Linked DNA regions of Mus musculus: region 2 is linked to region 1. The links are chromatin loops, found by intact Hi-C in ENCODE. Cell type or tissue: left cerebral cortex. All regions are shown on one strand.

The links. Hi-C counts contacts between places; a loop is a spot of excess contacts. Peaks named below come from ENCODE experiments on the same cell type or tissue, not always from the same donor. Only the 100,000 strongest peaks of a DNase experiment are listed, where the experiment ranks them.
Region 2: it touches region 1 in a loop (2.4-fold over the local background); 2 of 42 quality-filtered maps call a loop at or near these places.

What each region holds. Positions count from the first base shown.
Region 1 is chr13:56,063,664-56,066,163 of GRCm38, forward strand. No RefSeq gene overlaps it. Among named protein-coding and RNA genes, the nearest start is that of Gm31485, 56 kb to the right of the region's middle. In left cerebral cortex, no CTCF peak of the experiment used is centred here; no DNase peak of the experiment used is centred here.
Region 2 is chr13:55,741,367-55,743,866 of GRCm38, forward strand. The region is part of intron 2 of Pcbd2 (pterin 4 alpha carbinolamine dehydratase/dimerization cofactor of hepatocyte nuclear factor 1 alpha (TCF1) 2); the gene reads left to right. Among named protein-coding and RNA genes, the nearest start is that of Pcbd2, 15 kb to the left of the region's middle. In left cerebral cortex, no CTCF peak of the experiment used is centred here; a DNase peak (open chromatin) is centred at 1,146; H3K27ac peaks cover 269 bases.

The DNA of each region.
Region 1 (2,500 bases):
CATGGGTGCCTGCCTGGGTCTTTCCATCACAATGAGTTCATGCCAGTGGCTTGAGAAGTCAGTCCAGCCAGGAGACTGCTCTGAGGCTGGCAGACCGGTTCTGGTGAGTCCTTGGTGAACCCCTGAATGGCAGTGGGAGCTCTTTGGTCCAGGCCTATTTCCTGGACCCATTACAGGGTTAGCGGTTCTGAGTTGCTAAATAAGCCAGTGCCGGAAGGAGAAGAAATGCTCTCTGAGTGACAGCTCTCACCCAGTGACTTGGGTCCCTGGGCAGCCAGCAGTGAGGAGGGGACACTAAGATGCCTGAATGGGAAAGAGGCCTCTTCGTTTGGCGTCCAGAGCCACAGACCACACCAGGGGCCTTGTTGGTGGGAACCGTTCTTTGAAAGGACACGTGAGGGAGCATATGACATGGTTCAATGTCAGGCTCCAAGACAGTGGAGGGTTGGTAAATGCCAGGGCTCTCCCGGCCTCAGTTTCTCCACCTGTTATCGTGGGTGGTCACTTGTCAGGGCGCCAGACTTATGAGTTTGTCACGAGGAGATGGTCAAGTTGAGTGAAGGGACTTGGGGTGGAGGATGAGTGTTCTGTGGCCCAGAGGAACTGTCCACAAAGAGTCTCCTCAGGGCTACCAGGCAGACTTAGCCCCTGGGGTCAATGACTTACAACAATCCCTCTTTGCTCAACAAACAGCTGAGGATGGTTAATAGATGGAAGCACTGGGCTCTTGCAGAGTCTGGCCGGTCCTTTGCCCCACTTTCTTCTCTGCCGTGCACCCTGGCTGTGGATTGGAACAGAAACATGCAGACACTCCCTAACCTCAGACAGATGGCACTGGGCATCACCTGGCACTTATACCTCCTCTAGTTCCACTGGCCTGACCCTTGCAGAGGGCTATAGCAGAGAAATCAGTCCATAATCTCTGTATAGTGACTGACCCCGGGGGGATAGCCGCTCCTCTTGGGGCCTGGGTGACCTGGGAAAGCACTGGCTCAGAGTGGTCCCTCGAAATCCTACAGCATGAATGATATCCACACTAAGGACTTAAGGGGATCTTGGCTCCCAGAGGAGCTGGATAATGCAGAGACAAAGCACATCCTCACCCTTTGGGCAAACCCACTCCGAATACCTGGCCACAGATCTGCTCTGTAGCCAATCCTGGCTGGGCCACTCTGCCTGCGTCCTGCAGGCTCTCTGGACCTGAATCTTGGAGATATGTCACTAATGGGAAAGTCCTTTGCAGAATTCAACAGGATGGTGAATGTCAGGCAACCAGCTGCTCCTGGAACACAGAAGTGTTAGTTGTGTGAGCACGCCAGTTCCTCCTGTTGTAGTGGTTAGCGGCTCAGCATCATTTGCGCATGGAAATGCTCTGGCTGGGACAGTTGTTCCACATTGTAAATCAAGTGACATAAGACACTCAGGACATCACTCCGTCTGATGGGCTCTCTGGACCCGGCATTCTAGAATGAAGCTGCTTACTATAACTTTCTGACGTATTAGAGATGGTCTGTCTTTAGTATTTTCTAACCATTGGCACCTGCTGGCTATGCGGGGCCATCGTGTGCTTGAAAGGAGGCTAGTGTAGATGAAGACAATAAATTAGTGACATCACTGAGTTTTAATTAGCTTAAGTTTAACCAATGTGATCAGCTTAAGTTTAACCAGATTAGCCAATACAATTCTAGAATGTTCTTTCCAAGCAGGGCATTGCCTAGATGCTCTGAGGCACGGCAGTGCCCTATAGAGGAGAGATGCTAAGCCTTCAGTCCCTTCAGCCTCATACAGAAGAGGTAGTTCCTAATCAGCCCATTGTAAAGCCAATGACAGAGGCAGCTGCTCCCAAAACCTGGTCATGGCTAGTCTGGGTGTGAGGCAGGCTAGCTCACAGCATCATCCCAATGTGGTGCTAACGGAACGAAAGCAGTTCTTTCTTCCCAGCCAAGACCAGCACTGTGCCAACCTCCAGAAGAGGGGAGGTGACTTTTCACAAGATCACATGGCGGTAGGCTTAAGTCTTCACGCTCCACAGAATGAAAGACCAGCCTAGCCTACCCTGCAGGGAAGCAGGATGCAGGGGCTGGAGACCACAGGCCACCGTCTTGCTTACGTAGGGTTTCTCTGTGTTCTTCTACCTTCAGAGGCTCCCCAGTAAGGGTTTCTCTGTGTTCTTCTACCTTCAGAGGCTCCCCAGTAAGGAGACGCACGTTCACGGCAGTGTCCCCTGGCTAGGAGTGTCCAAAGTGGGAAAGAGCTTCCTGTCTGTAGCTGCGACAACGGCAATGGTGGCTTTGAGGAGCTGAGTTCCCTGCAGAGCGGGCCAGGCCCCTGAGAGTCAGGACAACATTGTGGAAGCTTTCTATTTCTGAGCCCTGTTCTCTGCCACTGTGTTGTCCCTGACTCTTGGTGGCATCCTGTGACATTTGCTGGGAGCACAGGCCACACCCCTGGGCACCTCTCTTTGAAATGGCTTCTCCAAGTGCTACCTTGAGTTGGGCAG
Region 2 (2,500 bases), 320 kb before region 1:
TTGCCTCGTATTGCCTGTCTGAGGGAGGGTAGTATAGGACTGGCTGGCTCATTCATGGAATCCAGCCAAACTGAGGTTATGGGATGGCTTGTCACACTAGGTGCCAGACCTACATCTCCAGCTCCAGTATCAATGTCTTCAGACCCTCCTTTTTCCATCACTGTGGTCATTTTCTAGCAGGGATCTTGTTTTCCAAGGACAACCTGTTGGATGACTTTCCTTAAGCTGGTTGCACCATACCTTCCTGAGAAAGGGATCCTTACCAGGTGACATAAACAAAGCCACACTCATCTGGGAGTAGCCTGCGTATCACCACTGAACAATAAAAGGTCATTCAGTTGTACTGTTACAATTAGTCCTATCAGACAAACAAACCACGATGATTGAGTCTGTTTGCTTCTGTGCCAGAAGGGCAGGGCTGTGTCTTCTTCCAAGCTGGTCATCAAACTGTCCTCGAATGTACCACCTTCCACCATCACAGCCCTGTGTGTGGGAGTGCCCAGGTGCCTGGAACGGCACCCAGTTGGCAGATGGGACGGGGGCCACATGAGTAGGCCGTCTGGCTCAGTGAGTGTCACAAGGCACTGTATGCCAAGTACTGAGGGGCTAGCCTCTTCCAGCCAGGCTGTGGAAGGATGAAACTGTATGGAGCACGTAGTTCATGGCTTCATCTCTGTCCACGAGGCTGCCCACATTTGCTGGGGAGGCGGGATGTCCACATTTTACAGAGGTGAATTTTATACAGTTGTTCTGTTTACTGGGGTCTGCATGGGGCTCTGGTAAGCTGAGAAGGTGTGCCTGTAGAGGTGGGTTGGAGCCTGTCCTTCAAGGACTGGAAGGATGGATGGGTGAAGGCAGGGAGGATGCGAGGACCCTGAGAGTGGCTCAGGGCGCTGGGCTACAGGTGGAGCCTTGCGGGACACAGCTTCCCACTGTCATGAGCTTTGGGTGACTGAGAGCAGACTCCTGTCACTTGCTTGTATCTCTCCTCAGCAGCACCACCCATTTCAAATGCCAGATCAGAGTTGAGGACACCAGGAACTGCCCCAGTCATCCTCAGGACCATGCTGCTGCTGCTGCCGCCACCTCCTCCATGAGCGAGCGTGGGCGAGCGCCTCTGACACAGGCAGTTACAGCAGCAGCTCTGATTGCTTCTCCCCTGCAGGCTCCCCACGTATTTACTCAGCCTGAATGCCGCAGTGCTGTGCCCAGTGCCTTCCTACTGTTTCTTCCTGGGCATATTTCATCTTCTCAGAGATTCCTAAAGCTGCCCAGGGTCCTGCTCTGACCCTGCTGTGCTCATGAAACCCCGTAAGAAGCCTTGCTGTTTAGAGATTAGAATTGTGGTCTTCAATGTCCTTTGGTTGTCCTCTCCGTGCAGGGTCATATGGTCCTTAGAGGCCACTGGAAGTTAATGATGTGTGGAAGCTGGGTTGTGTTACTTGTATTCAGGCTGTTCTTCCTACAGTTCCTGCCCCACCCACCTGCCCACATCTGTCCACATCTGTCCACATCTGTCCACATCCTCCCACTTCTAGAATCTTCTTACCTACTCCGTAGTAACCAATTCACAAGTCACTTACGTTACATAACAGACCCTGGAGTGCAGCAGTGCTCAAGGCTGATGTTTCCCTGTCTTTTCTGAGCTTACAGTGTGGTGGGAGGGAGGCACAGATAGGAAAGGATGCATATAGAATCCTAAGTTGAGGTGAAGGCCACTGAGGAAGGAAGATCCTAGTTGCTCAGTGGGATAAGGGTCAGTGGCAAGAACAGCAAGGCAGTAGGGAAGTCATTGGATTTGTCCATGGGAGAGGTCGCTGCCGGGGTGGACGCAGCACAGGACAGTGGATGGGCAGTGGTGGGAAAGTGGCAAGTGCGGAGCTTGGATATCCTGAGAATGGCGTGAGCAGGAGCTGGTGCCATACACGTGTGCGGGGAAGGCAGCTACGGGTCTGGGGTGTGGCTCAGTCCCAGCGCTGACATGGAGGGGAAGGAGGGGAAGTGCAGCTAGGCATGGTGGCAGGTGCCTGAAGCCCCAGAGTTAGCGAGGTGGAGGCAGGAGGACTGGAGTTCAAGGTCAGCCTTACCTACACTCATAGTTTGAGGCCAGCCTGAGTTACACAAGACCTTGTGCCCCCAAACCATGTAAATAAAGAAATGAATGTAAAGTAAATAAAGTGGGTAATAAAAAAGAAACAAAACAAAACAACAACAACAAAAAGAGCAAACTAGGGGAAATCCCCACAGTTCTCTGACTGGGGAGGAGAGGGACAGAGAGCATCAGGGGTGACGTCCAGAGTGTGGCCCTGCGGGGACCAGACAGTTGCAGGTCTGTTTTCCGAGCTGGGGGAAGAACTGGATAGAGCTGGATACAGCGATCGTGCTTCCTGGTTTGGACACTGTTGGGTAGGAGCTGCTGTCTGATGTCCAGGTGCCAGCGCTGTAAACATGGCTTCATGTCTGAGATTGGAACTCAGATGAGATCTGGGTCATAGATCGC